Regions from separate parts of the Homo sapiens genome. Here all the other regions are linked to region 1. The links are chromatin contacts, found by Hi-C or POLR2A ChIA-PET in ENCODE. All regions are on one chromosome and are shown on one strand. Each heading gives the region's core, a stretch centred on a gene start or an enhancer-like site at or near the end of the contact. The rest is flanking DNA. Distances are from core to core; before and after follow the strand shown.

The links. A loop is a pair of places that touch in the nucleus more often than their neighbours do. ChIA-PET counts read pairs that join two places held with the same protein, here RNA polymerase II (POLR2A). Pooled maps may share reads with other maps.
Region 2: a loop to region 1 is called in a map of CD8-positive, alpha-beta T cell, with 16 times the contacts of the local background. The contact joins the promoter of DCAF5 here to the promoter of GPHN in region 1. A Hi-C loop is called at or near these places in 5 of 168 maps with a recorded cell type or tissue (CD4-positive, alpha-beta T cell, CD4-positive, alpha-beta memory T cell, CD8-positive, alpha-beta T cell and 2 more), 4 of 37 single-sample maps with no recorded cell type and 16 of 50 pooled maps. POLR2A ChIA-PET finds 5 or more read pairs at or near these places in 1 of 52 experiments (CD4-positive, alpha-beta memory T cell).
Region 3: a loop to region 1 is called in a map of naive thymus-derived CD4-positive, alpha-beta T cell, with 7 times the contacts of the local background. The contact joins the promoter of ZFP36L1 here to the promoter of GPHN in region 1. A Hi-C loop is called at or near these places in 1 of 168 maps with a recorded cell type or tissue (naive thymus-derived CD4-positive, alpha-beta T cell), 3 of 37 single-sample maps with no recorded cell type and 9 of 50 pooled maps.

The regions. Positions count from the first base shown.
Region 1 is chr14:66,505,385-66,509,910 of GRCh38, reverse strand. GPHN (gephyrin) reads right to left here and starts at 1,764. Exons shown (of 23, transcript NM_020806.5): 1 at 1,320-1,764. The coding sequence starts at 1,383. RefSeq lists enhancers at 480-529, 780-939 and silencers at 1,030-1,179, 1,530-1,719.
Region 2 is chr14:69,151,066-69,155,591 of GRCh38, reverse strand. DCAF5 (DDB1 and CUL4 associated factor 5) reads left to right here and starts at 2,473. Exons shown (of 9, transcript NM_003861.3): 1 at 2,473-2,827. The coding sequence starts at 2,614. RefSeq lists silencers at 2,029-2,668, 3,489-3,538, 3,699-4,158.
Region 3 is chr14:68,791,250-68,795,775 of GRCh38, reverse strand. It overlaps ZFP36L1 (ZFP36 ring finger protein like 1), which reads left to right and starts at 2,709. Exons shown (of 2, transcript NM_004926.4): 1 at 2,709-2,894. The coding sequence starts at 2,838. RefSeq lists enhancers at 722-881, 544-1,088 and silencers at 2,262-2,461, 2,482-2,551.

The sequences.
Region 1 (4,526 bases), core at 515-3,014:
AATTCAGCAGCTAAATTAAGCTTTGCACTCAATATCTGCCGGCAGTCTCAGACATTTTTTTTCTACCTAATAATAAAAGCAAGTCTTATTCAATTTAGTCCCTTCTCGAGCACCGTCTCGACCTGTCAGAATTTGACAGTTAAAGAAAAAATTAAAAAAAGAAGTAAGGGAAACACTAGGATTCCCGTCCACACTGCTTCTTTTTCCGAAATCACATCACTGAGTCTTGGATTTCCTTCACTCCAAACTAAGCCCTCAGATTCCAAATATAGTTCTTTAACCCCCGTCTCGCCACTCAATTACACATAAACCTTGCCAATTACAGAACCACAGCAGAAACCCCTACAAATCCGCTTGCTGTTCATCTTGGAAGTCATGCCCTGCAGCAACTGCCGATCGCCGAAGTGACGGATATTAACCAAATTCAGCGCAACGGAATCAGACATGCAGAACACACACGGCTTTCGCGAGGGAGGGAAACGCGACCCGGGAAAAGTGCGCTCCTCACCAGCCTCGGGACGCTCTACCGGGGTGGGGGTTCCCAGAAAGGAGGGGGAGAGGAGCCCGAGTAGGGGAATCCTGCCCTCTCAAGTAAAAAGCTGGATCCCCGGCAGCAGGCTGCAGCCCGTCCTCGCTAAGGAAACGACGAGGCAGACAGAGGGCCTTTTGCGCGGAAAGGCAGAAGGCAGACACTTTCCGAGGTCCGGACGCAAGCCGATCCCCCATCCCCCGAGGGAGGCGAAGGGTGCCCCATGGGTGGCTGAGGGGACGCCCGGCCCGCGAGGGACAACCCGAGGAGGAGCAGTTTCATCTGATTAACACCTGAGTCTCGTCCAGGCAAGCACAGATACTGGCGTGGGGCCGCCCAGGTGGGGGGAAGGGAAGGAGAGGAAGGGGGTGGAGATGGGATTCCCCCCTCTCTCTGAAGAGCACTAGCGGAGGATGCGCCCAGGCCAGCCGAGAGCGGCATGCTTCAGACTGCGGAGCCGGGATCCCGCCGCCTGCACCGACAGCGCGGAGCCCCGCAGCGCCCTCCGCACCGGCCCCTCGGTCCCCGGGGGCCCAGGACTTTGCTTCCGAAGGCGCTGGGGCCTAACATCCCACGGGGTCGACCCCGGCTCCTGGGGCCTGGGGGAGGGGACCCGCGGGAACACCCCCAATCTCCGGCGGTTCTCAGCGGTTGTAAAATGCACCCCCGCGGTTCCCTTCTTCAGCCTTCCCTCCTCCCGAGGCCGCAGAGAAGGGCCACCACAGGCGAAAAGCCTAAGGCAATGCAGGGACAGCAGCCTCATAGGTCCCAGACCTCCTCCCCCGGTTACCTGTAAGGACTCCGACACGGATTTGATGGTCGTGGTTAGTAAGGATCATTCCCTCGGTCGCCATGTTTCCCAGCGCAGTCACCGCACTGACAGGAGCCGGGAGAAACCGGAGCCCGGAGCGCGCGGGCCGGGAGCGCGCTCGCCGAGGAGAGCGCGACAGCTAGGGAGCCAGAGAAGCGCGAGGAGAGCGGGGAAGGAGGGGGAGGCCACAGAGTGCACGGTGGCCTGCGTGGGGGAGAGGCCGCGCCGGGAGTGCGCGGGTCCGCGGGAGGGGAAGGAGTCAGGGCGCGCGGCCCCAAGTCCGGCAAGAAGGAGGCAAGCTTGGGGGGCGCGGTGGCCGCACGGGGAGAGCGCGCGGAGGCGGCAGAACGAGGCCGGAGAGTGTCGGAACGCTCTGCGGAGCGCGAGACCCAAGGCAGCTAGATGGCAGGACTGAGAGGAAAGGATAGCACACGCTCTGGAGGTTGCGGGGGCGGACTCGGGGACAAGGGCGGAGCTACACCCCTAGGCGTGGAACTCGTGGAGAGTGAGGGGAGGAGTGAGAGCTCGGGTGCTGAGTATTGGGAGCGGGAAGGAGCCGGCCCAGCCTGAGTAGGACCGCGGATCGCTCCTGGGCGCGCGAGTAGCACCGGATTGGCTGAGTGAACGCGGAGCGTGTGCGCGCGAGGCACGAACGCAACCTCGGCCGGGCCCCAGACAGAAGCAATCCCCTGCCGAGCCTGACACCTCGTTGGTTGTCCGCGCCTTAGGCTGGCTCTCGCCGGCGGGCCGGCTTTCTACGCGGGGGCAGCGAGGCTGGCTCAGCACCCCGGGCCTCCTCTTGCAACCCTCGGGAATGGCCGGCCGCCCCACTGAAAGCGCTGGGGAACCGAGAGGTGTCTTAGAAAGCTGCATGAGTGGCAGAACGGTGGCTACTATGACAGAGAGGCCGCCGTGGGCGAAGAGGGAGGTATCCTGTCCTGCCTCGTGCTAGCCGCTGGCTTCCTCAGTGGGCTCTCCCTGAAGGAGGATTTCCGCTTCACCTATGCTTTAGGATTCCATCTCCAGTCAGTGCCTGCAAGACGATCCTCACGTGCGAAACTGAGGAGTCTGAGGCAGGGCAGCTGGAGTGGAGATACCTGGCTTCTCTTCCTCCTGCTGTCCCACGGTTTTGTGGCCTTAAGCCTCTTCGCCATGAGCGCTGCTTTTAGATGAAAAGCATCAATCTCCTTAGCGAACGAGAACGTGTTCCACCTGAACCACAGTCCATTGCCGCGGCGATTTTCATTTCAGTATTCGTGGGATGTGAGATTACCATGAAAGTAGCTTTTGTTGCCATTTATTTCCATGTGCCTTTCATGAAACGTGTTATTAATCACCTGTGGCTATTCTACGTTAGTTTCTTACTATCGTTCTGGACCTTTCAACTTCTGAATTTTAAAAAGTTATATGCGTGTGTGTGTGTGTACACACACTCATATGTATATGTTTTCTCTTCTTAGCTGTAGTAACCTGGAGGCATAAAAGTGAAAAGCAAAGTATTAAAAGATGTATATCAGTGTTTATACACAAATTTCAAAGTCACTTTGATAGGTTTTTTTTTGGTTTTGGTTTTGGTTTTTTTTGATCCGGAGTCTCGCTCTGTCGCCAGGCTCCAGTGCAGTGGCGCGATCTCGGCTCACTTGCAACCTCTGCCTCCCAGGTTCAAGCGATTCTCCTGCGTCAGCCTCCCGAGTAGCTGGAACTACAGGCGCGTGCCACGACACCCAGCTAATTTTTGTATTATTAGTAGAGACGGGGTTTCACCATGTTGGCCAGGATAGTCTCGATCAAGATCTTGACCTCGTGACCCGCCCGCCTTGGCCTCCCAAAGTGCTGGGATTACAGGTGTGAGCCACCGTGCCTGGCCGATTATGAGTTTTTTATTGTTCCGTTGGAACATGAAATTACCCATCCTCTGAAGATTCACGTGCTTATGTATTTCATTTTAAATAATGGGGCCTAAAAGTAGATGATGGATGGAATTGAAGTGGGTAAAATAAATTAATGGCTTTTTTGCTTTTGTTTTTGTTTTTAGTATGTGTATTGCTGGTATTTTTGACAGTAATTAAAAATTTAAGCCAGGTCATGAACTCATTCCCTATCATTGTCACCTTAGATCCTGGTGGCCAACGGGTTGTTAACTAGTTTGAAATGAGAGATAAAGATAAGAAAGTATGTCCAAGAGAATGATTTCCGTTATCTCAAACTAAACATGAAGAGCAAATAGTTGGTTATATTGTTATCTTCCTAACCTATCTCTATTCTCTGCAACACACTCTAAATGATTAGAAAATATCTTGAGCTTATCGTCTGTCTTACATCTATCTTAGACGTAAGGTCTAAACCTGCCCACTAACAGGTTGTGACCCTAAACAAATTTGGGCCTTTTCCTTCATCCTTTAAATAAGATGGTAGACTAAATAAGTACCTTTTAAGTATAGTGGTAGACTAAATAAGCACTCCTTTAATTAGAATATTCTGTAATTATTCATGGAAGAAAACTGGCACTTTATTTCACAAATCAATAATAAGAGGACAAGAGACTAACTTTCTGCATTCATAAAAGGGGTGATGGTTAAATTCATTAAAATTTAAGTGGGAAGGGTGGATATGAATTAAATTTTCTAAAGCAGCAGTCCCCAACATTTTTGGCACCAGGGATCTGTTTTGTGGAAGACAATTTTTCCATGGATGGAGATGGGGAGGGTTGATGGTTTCGGGATGAAGCTGTTCTAGAAAACTGCAGATCATAAGGTATTAGATTCTGATAAGAAGCCACAACCTAAATCCCACGCATCCGCAGTTCACAATAGGGTTCATGCTCCTATGACAATCTAATGCAGCCACTGATCTGACAGGAGGCGGAGCTCAGGCAGTAATGGTTACTGCCTGCTGTGTGGCCTGGTTCCTAATAGGCCACAGATGGGTACCTGTCCATGGCCCAGAGTTTGGGGACCCCTGTTCTAAAGTATATGGAGGTTTATTAACATTCATTATGTTTTACTGACTGTAAGTATTAAAATTCCTAAAAAATAATAATGGAACTAAATTATAATGCTTGTCTTTCAACCGTTTTTCTTAAGTGTATTCATCTTTCTCAAATTCAGCAACCTTTTACAAACCTTACAAAGGAAAAACGCAGTGACTTTACTGTCTAGAGTGAACTTTTACTGATGGTTATTGAAT
Region 2 (4,526 bases), core at 1,224-3,723, 2.6 Mb before region 1:
ACTTAAACATTCATTGTTTATCTGAAATTCATACCAAATTGGGTATCCTCCATTTTATCCGACAACTCTTAATTATAGGAATAGGAAGATATTTCATTCAGGCTTATAAAAATCTGGCCAGACTAGCAGTAGGATATAAACAGACTAGGTGGTCCTACCTTTCTGTCACTGTTGGTCACCCAACAGTTAAGGAAGTTTCCAGCAAAGTCCTAGATTTGGGCTGGCATGTGACCAGATGCTGGTCTATTTTTATGCTGAGGTAAATGGGACAATTTTCCCAGGAATTCAGTAAAAACTGTAAAGGGGGTATGTGCTTAAGAGGGCAGAGGAGGATGCGTATTATACACTGCCACAGTAAAGGCCACTTCGAACAAATCTCCCCCACCCCAGGCAAATAGGTATAAATGATGGCCTATTAACTGGAAGAAGTTAGAGGGGGTTTTGAATGTGTGGACTGAGTATGCCAAGCAAAGGAACAGTGAGCAGGGAAACTGGCCTTGGAACAAGTGGATTCCACTGGAATGAAACAGGTCAAACTCAACATATCCAAACCGGAAAGCACGACCTTTCCCTTCAAACTCCTCCCCACTCCCTAAGTACATTCATGAATTCAGCAAGTATTAAAGCGGCCACTAGTGCCAGCAAGTACTGGCTCCAGGCATACACCCTTGAGCAGAACAGACGTAGTCCCTGCTCTCAGAGAACTTACAGCAGAGTGGGGAGACTCATATCATCACAAAAATAAATGATTAATTACACATTTTGACATTGCAATGACAGAAGGATGTTTGGTGCTATACATCTTTAATAAAGCTGGTATACTGCTACTAATTTTTAGGTGGTGATTATAATGAATAAACACAAAGGATTATTAGAAGGCATCCTGAGGATAAAACCTTTTAAGTACCACATAGTTTCCTATTTAGGGGAACAATATTCCATTAAAATTCACATTTTTGGAATTTGATTTCTTTCTTTTAAAAATTTATTTATTTTTTGCCCTTTTCCCCAAGTTCTGATGGAATTTGGTTTCTGTTTAGTAATGTTTGCTAGAATATGTACTTTTATATGAAACATTTGCATATTTGTTATTAGTACGATTAATCGTATTGTCACTGAACAAAAAGTAGAAGTAAATAATTTTGTTTGACGGGTAAACCTCTTCCATGTTCAGCCGATCTTTTTTTTTAAAAAAAATTATTATTATTTTCCCCAGATCAGAGATGTACAGCCCATCTTTCAATGATGATTCTACTCAACTGCTCCTGTGCCATCTCTGGTCCAGAGGATGTAATTCCTGCTAACTTGAAAGGGCAAAACTGACAAGTGCCTATTTCAGTAGCTTATTACCACTTAATGACAGAGGATAGCTTCCAGGAAAAGTACTATAATACATCGAAAAGGGGACTTTTAACTGTATCTGGTAGAATTCCAAAGCATTTAACACCCACTAGGGTCAACGCGGTGACTCCCATCCTACTGAAGTGCAGCCACTTCTGGCCTGGAGCGCAGCTGCTGGTTAACAGCTGTCCAACCTCAGTGCTCCCCACTCGAGACCTTTAAGAGGAGCTCACCGAACCCAATTAAATAACATATATCGTTAGTTTCAAATCACGCTTCTTGTGTCGTGCAAATTTATCTGGAACGGAGAGAAGTACCTCGTGCTTCTCGGGACTTCATCAACTCGGTTTTGGCAATTTTCTTCCTACTTCTTTATCCCTTTCTCTTTCCCCCCATGTACCACTCTAATCTGCCAGACGGAACAATTTAGCCTTTTTCAACTAAAGGACCGGAGGAAGGAAGAGTTAGAGAACTGGACTTGGGGATGAGCGGTGGTGTTAAACATTTACCGGGAGAGGGGAAGGGGCGGGTGCGCGAACAAAACCCCCAGGCAACGTTCCTCCAAGTGTGCGGCCCTACCTCCCGGTTCCCCCGCCTCGGGCAGGGCCGGACTGCCCAAGGCAGAGGCCAGCAGAGGAAGGAGGGCCGGAGCCCCCGCCCGCACCTTCCCCCACTCCAGCCGCATTTTCCCCGAACTCGTACGGGCGCTGGCCTCCGGGCAGCAGCCGGCCCGCGGGTCCCCGCGGGAGGAAGGCGAGCCAAAGCCCGGCGGCCACTCGGATTGTTACGCGCATTCAACTCCGCGGAGTGCGGGGCGCTGGGGTGCAGAGGGGTCTCCGCCCGGCGCCACCCAGGTCCCCAGGCGGGAAGCGGCTCAACTGGGAAAGCAGCCGGCGCCCGTGGTCTCCGGGCCGGCCGCCCGCGTTCTTCCGGCCAGCCCCCCGCGGAGGGGAGGGGCGCCGACGCCGCGTTCTCGGGGCCCCGCAGCCGGCGGAAGGGCCGCGCATCGCGGAAGCGCGGCGGCAGCTGAGGATCAGCTGCTGGAGGAGGCGGAGAGGCAGAGGGAGGAGCCTCGGGGGGAAGGAGAGGGAGGGGACCGTCAGGAAGCCGCGAACGCCGCCGAGTGTCTGCACACCTCGCTCTGCCTGCCATGGCTGGTTAAAGAACCATCCGGATCGCAGCGCGGGGGGAGGGCCGGGTGGGGGGAGCAGCGGCCGCGCGTGAGGCCGAGGGAGGGGCGGCGGCGCGAGCGGCGGCGGCGGCGGTTCCAGCATGAAGAGGAGAGCTGGCCTGGGGGGCAGCATGAGGTCAGTGGTGGGCTTCTTGTCCCAGCGGGGCTTGCATGGGGACCCCCTGCTCACTCAGGACTTTCAGAGGAGACGCCTGCGGGGCTGCAGAAACCTCTACAAGAAGGACCTCCTCGGCCACTTCGGCTGTGTCAATGCCATTGAATTCTCCAACAATGGAGGCCAGTGGCTGGTCTCAGGTAAATCAACCCCCTTCCCCTCCCCGCGCCTCCCCGCACCCTCCCAGCCTCCCCCTCTCGCTCTCCCCCGTCACCCTCCTCCTGCCCTCTGTCCCCACCCCCTCCCTTTCTCTACCCCCTTCTGCGGTGGGAAGGTTTGGTGTCAAATTAAAACCATTGCAGGGGGAGGGGAAGGAGAGGATGTCTTCTATAAAAAAGACCTAAAATGGTTGACAGCTCCTTAATTCGCTTTATCCCAAGTGCAAAGTGATCTCTCCTGATGCCTGCCCTGAAAGTGTAGGTCGGGGAGGGGGGCGAGGTTACCGCTCTACAAAGTTTGACGGCAAACTCTTCCTCCGCGTACTTTAAAAGGTGCTGGGGGCATTTTGGGGATGTGGAGGGTGAGGAGGCCGAGGAGCGCCGGAGGCAAGGGGGAGCTGAAGCCCCCGTCGCCGGCGTTAAGGAAAAGGGGTCTTGGGGCTGGGAAGCGGGCGGTGACAGACCCGGACGCCGAGGGGCCGGGGGCTGCGACCCGGGGGCTGGCGGGGTCTGCAGAGGGGAAGTGACTGGGGCGGTAGGGTCGCTGTGGGCCGCCCCCCTCGGCGCTCTTAGAGGCCCAGCACCATCGCCTTTCGTTCGGTTGTGGCCTCTTCTGCGTCTTGTTTTTAATACAGTTTCGAGAGTGGCGAGGGCTGTGGAGGCTAAAGGGCACCAGCCTGAACTTGAATGCGCAACTTGCGAGGCAGGCGGTAGGGTGGGGGACCCCCGGGAGACTTGTTGGCGGGAGCCCGGCGCCCCGCACCCCGTTTCCCGCGGCCGCTGTTGCAAGTGGTCTCTGCTTCTCCTCCCTCTCGCCCAGACGGGCCTGGTTGCCCCCGGGCTCTCCCTCTGGTTTGGGGAAAGTGGCGAAATCGAGGCCGGGGCTCCGGCCGGGCGGTGTAGGCCTCGCTCTCCCGGGGCTCCTAGCGACAGGCAGCTGAATCGATAGCCTATTGCTCCCGGGGAGGCCCGGGCCCCGCGGGCCGCGGCGACAGCTGCCCCTGGGGAGGTGCGCCTGCTGCCGGTGGGGGCGCTCGCCGCCGTCGTCCCCTCCTCCCTGGGGTCGCGGGCCCAGGGCAGGGGCGGGTGGGAATGGGCCTACGTGAGGGCTAGGGGGCGGCTCCCCGAAACCTGGCTCAGGGGAGGGGGGGTGAAGACGGCTGATTGGGCGTTCCTGCTTGGCTGCTGCCCTCTTCTGTCCCTTTTCCTATATTGGGAGGGATGAAGGGGGAACCCAGCGCTGGACGTGGCGCTTAGCTTCACCCAGGTCGGTCCCTGAATGTCTTTCTAATTTGTGTCCGTGAGCAGCTCGCCAGAAACTTCTGGGATCTTGGCAAAGCATCCGTCTTCGCGAGTAACCTTCGGAAGTGACATGGGGCGTACAGTCCAATTTGGGGGTAGCAAAGAGAAAGGTCTTCTGTGATCATTTTATGATAAACCTTCTGGGGTCTGTCCAGAACTGACTTGACTTTTGTACCCCAGATCGTTTTCTCTTTGACTAGGTAGATTTTGGCCCTAGATCATCCTCTGAAGAAACCTGATCTTTCAGACAAAAGCCTCCTTCCCCCACAGCACCGTATAAAATTTTATCAAATAAATTTGAAGAGCAAAAATGGGGGAAGACCTCTTCTTTATAGACCTAGCTCCCAGTTTCCCTGCTGTTGTTTTTTATGTATTCATA
Region 3 (4,526 bases), core at 1,460-3,959, 2.3 Mb before region 1:
TAAAAAAGAGTTTAATTATAGAGACAGGCTCTGGGAGCTGGAACAAACCCTTGGTCGGCGGGGCCGGTAAACAACTCGGGAGCGAGCGGGCTAGGCCAGTCGCAGCCTTGCGGAGCCCGCGCCCCCGGGGAGAGGGGGAGGGGAGGGCCTCCGGGAGTTGGAAAAGCCGAGGAAATTCGAGGAATCAGCTTTCTTTGGAAAAATCCACTTTGTAGCCATTCTGGGGCGCCTGATGGTGCTCCTGGCCGGTCCCGCAGCCTTGGAGGGAAAGCGGCGCCGCCCGAAGCAGGGGCATAGCCGGTGCCCCGCGGGGACAGGCCCTGGGCCGGGAAGGGGGCCCCGCCCGCTCCCAGTCCCCTTCCCCTTTGCTTTTTTCCAGCCCCTCCTCCGGTCCCCCCAGCTGAGCTTCGCGAACCCTCGGGAGTTAAAGACCAGCCGGCCTCTTTTTTGGGGGGGGTGGGGGGTGGGGGAGCGGGAATGGGTGGAGGCCGGGGGAATAAAAAACCGAAATAGCTTCACATCAGAACTCAGACTAACCTTGTGGTTTCAACGCGCACTCTGCTCTGTCCTGAAATCTGGAACTCATTACCTCATCACCAAGAAACTGCACGAAATCTCTCCCCCACCGCCCCAACACCCACTTGGGAAAGGAACGAGCAAACATCCCTCTAAGAAAGAAACCTACACTTGAATGATTTAAATTAAGGTGGATGGAAGTTATTTCCCTTTCTGGCGCTTGCCAGATTTCAAGAAAAGCTGAAAAATGGGAGCGGGGGAGGGAAGCAACAGACGGCTGGAGGGCAGCAGCAGAACAAGCGAGGGGCAGCAGCCGAGTTAAAGTGGGGGCCATCCATTTCGGGCAGAGGAGACAAATGAAAGCCGACCCCGCTGGGATCACGTAGGTTCGTGGCTGCAGCAAAAGTTGGGTTTCACAAAGTTGAAAAACAGCCGGTTTCTCAAACAATTGTGATTTGGAAGGTTTCGCTGGGTTTGCCCAGATGTTTACGAATAAATAAGAAATGCAGTTTTAAAAAAAAGTGTGTGTTGGGGGTGGTGAGAATGCGCTCTCTTCGGCCCGCCCCGTCCTTTCCAAAGAAACGTGCTCATAATGGGGTGACCTAATTACATCGCAATGGAACTCAATCTTAGCCACTCCGCAGCACCGGGTTTCATAACAGACTCGGCGGCCTCGAGTGCTGGGAAGAAACGTGCGAGGGCCGAGGGGGGCGGCGGAGCCCGCGTGGAAATCGGAAAGAAGCGCAGCCCTGCGACTTCCGCCTGGGTCATCACGCCAGCAGTCGGGCCAAGGCGCAGGGGGCGGGTGGGGGACTCGTTAACTTTTTATTTGGGTGGGCGGCATCCAAACCTAACAGTATATATTTTATCATTTTCAAGGGAGTCATGCTCCATTGCGGGCCCTTCGGTTTCGTGGCTCCCATGTCCCCCTCTCCACCTCCCGCCAAAACGGCGCAGCGTGACAAGCCATATGTTCCACTCCGGTGGGGGCGAGAGAGAAGCAACAATAAGTTAAAAGTGCCGCCTCCCTCCACCTCTTTACCTTCATTCTTACCAAAGTAACCTTTTTTCATTGTTCTAGAGTCTTGAGGTGTGTGTGGGGAGGATGGAGGAGGAGGGAGGGTTGTGGCGCCGCCCAGAATTCGGAGCGCGCGTGGAAAGTAGTGAGTTGCTCGGTGGGCTTTTTCTGGGAGGAAGGGGCATTCAGGAAGGATTAGGGTTTTCTTGACTAAAAAGTTTAAAGATTGGATGCGTGAAAAGAAACGGCACGCCTAGGCCTGGTAAAACAAACAATCGTCCCGGGTTGTGGTCTTTTTTTGCGGCGCCCCCCACCCGCCCACACCCGGAGAGCGCCGGCTGCAAAGCGAGCGCGAGTGTCGACGCGTGCGGCGCACTAAATTGTGCCGCGCTCGCCCCCGCCAGACCATGTCCTCCTGGGGAAAAAGTTTCCCTAGTCCCCCCAGCAGCGCGCCCCACCCTACGCCCCGCTGGAAAAAAAACAGCAACATAAAATCCTAGGCTTGAACATTCTGTGCGTCCCAAATTTCTAATGTCCTCGGCCTGCCCGGTTTGCCGAAGGGAGCCGAGTGTCGAAGAGAAGTCGGGAAAAGGTAAGTTGTGCAGACACTTGGGGAAGTTTCAAGGAGACCGCCAGCTCAAGATGGAAACCGCGGCCCGGGCGCTAAGGACGGGCTTCAGCTCCCGCTGGCAAAAAGAGAAAGTCGAGCCCGCCTTCCTGCCCAACAAAAAACAACAACATGACAACAAGAACCCCGGAGGGAGTGGAATGAGTGACGTCACAGCCGCGCTCTGAGGCTGACAAAGGAGGGGGCGCGCCCCTCCCGCTCTGCGCCCGCGCGGCCCCGGAGAGGGGGCGCCTGAAGCGCCGGGTAGGGAAGTCAGCCGACTTGAAACTTTTCCTCTTAAAGAAAAAAAAAAAAAAGTTGTGCGCGGCTCACAGTGGGGTTTTTTTTTTCCGCCTTCTTTTCTCGTCTCCCCTCCCCCTTCTTCCTTTTGAAAGTTTCTTCTCCTCCCCCTGCCCCCCCTCCCCGCCTGACCGCATGGCTGATTCAACTCCAGTGTCAATCAACTTCTTTTTCCTCCTCTTCCTCATTTAAATAAGTTTAAAGCTCCTCCTCCCCCCGGCCCACCAAATCTGAACTTTATAAATTGGGCTTTGCGCGCCCCAGCCCGGAGTCAGAAAGGCGAGGGGCGCCGGGAACTGGCGTGTGGGACTCCAGACAGGAGAGGCTGCGCCTTCCCCGCACCGGGACCTTCGCGACACACCAGATCCTCGCCCCTGGCTCGCGCGAACGCACAGGATGACCACCACCCTCGTGTCTGCCACCATCTTCGACTTGAGCGAAGTTTTATGCAAGGTAAAGGGGGGCGGAGCATTTGCTTTTCAAAAAGTCTTTTTCTTTTGCCTTAAGAAAGAACCCCCAAAAGTTTGGGTCTTGGAAGGCAATGGGGAAAGTGGTGCAGCGAGATGATTCTTTTCTCCTCCGGCATTTCTCCCAAGTTTGAAGGAATTTGGCCCCGTCCTTCCCACCCTTTGAGTTTCAACAGTTGCTGGCGGGGATTACATGTGAATCTGGAGGCCAGGGTTTTGAGGGGCGAAGTTTGCCTGGCAGGGCAGCCCGGGGGCTTCGGGGGGAGGGCTGGGATTGGGACAAGTTTTGGGCGATCCTGTTTTACGTAACGTGCTGCTGGATCCCAGGTTTGCTGGTCTGATCGGGTTCCCAGTCTGCGCCCTAGGTCTGTCCAGCGGCATTACCCACCCGTGGGGTTGGGAGTGGGAGGTCCCTCGGGGAAGTGAGTCTCGGGACAATGTTTTCCTCCACTCTTTGGGGGGAGCTGGGGATATGCGAGGAAGAAAGGCCAAGTTGTGATTCAAAAAGATGTTGCAGAACAAGTTTGCAGTGGGGCTTGAGTCCGCCCTAGCTCCGTTGGGCTTCTTCCCGCGATAGCCGATCGTGCAGCAAACTTTGGGGTGAAAGAGGCATTCAGGTTGACCCGCTTACCTGTGTTGCCGAGGCATTGCGGCTCATCGATTGCGGGCGGGGTTGGGGGGGGAGGTGGCGACAAAATGCTGGCTTGAACTCGAGAGTCCCGCGAGTAAGGATTTAATGGGGGGCTCCTTAAAACATGTTGCTTGTCAGCCAGTGTTGAAAAAGCAAGTTTTAAACTCGGAATGTTCCAGGACTGCGGTTTAAATGTACATAGCAAAAGTCTATGGATGTTGTTAAATTTCTTTCCAACCTCCCCCTCCCAATTTGAAAGGGTGAAGCTGCTGGGCTACTTTTTAATTGCTGAAGTGTTTTGCCTTCTCTTAACACGTCGGGTCATGTTGCTCTGTTTTCCCAGCTTGCTGCTCCTGTTGGTGCAGCTGCCAACGCCCCAGGGCTGCAGGGTTGGGGTGCAGGGACGCCGAGGAGCTGAAGAGTAGCATTTAAAAAGTTTGAATTTTTCAGCTTCCTTCCCTCCCTGCACATTCCCAAACTCCACTTGCCAGCCCGGCTGCCAGCGCTCCCCAACATTTCTTCCTTCTTTTCTCGACTCTCCCGCTCTTTGATCTATTTCTTTCTTTGGCCCCCCTCCCCCCTCACGACTTTTTAAATGAACCTCATTGTTGGGAACCAGCTCTCGACTGGGTTCCTGTAATCCTCTCGGTGGGGTGGTTGCAGTTACAGATTCCCGGTCCCCCCCTGCTGATCCTAAGGGACCAACATTAGAATTTGCACAATGACACCCACATGGGCTGGGAACTAACTCCTAGGTCCCTGACCTGCACCATTTCCAAATCTTGGGTACAATTTGGGCAGGTGACCAGGGTCCTATTGGAACAGAAACCTGCCATTGGTGGCTCTGCCCCCATCCCCACCACCCCCAATCCGCTATTGACTAGGAGGTGGGTAGGGGGGTTGGTGCTTTCCTTTTCCTTTCCATCTGCAGCTTTGCGTTAAAGATTAAACACTGGAGCTCTTATCCAAGCTTGCTCTTGCAGCCAA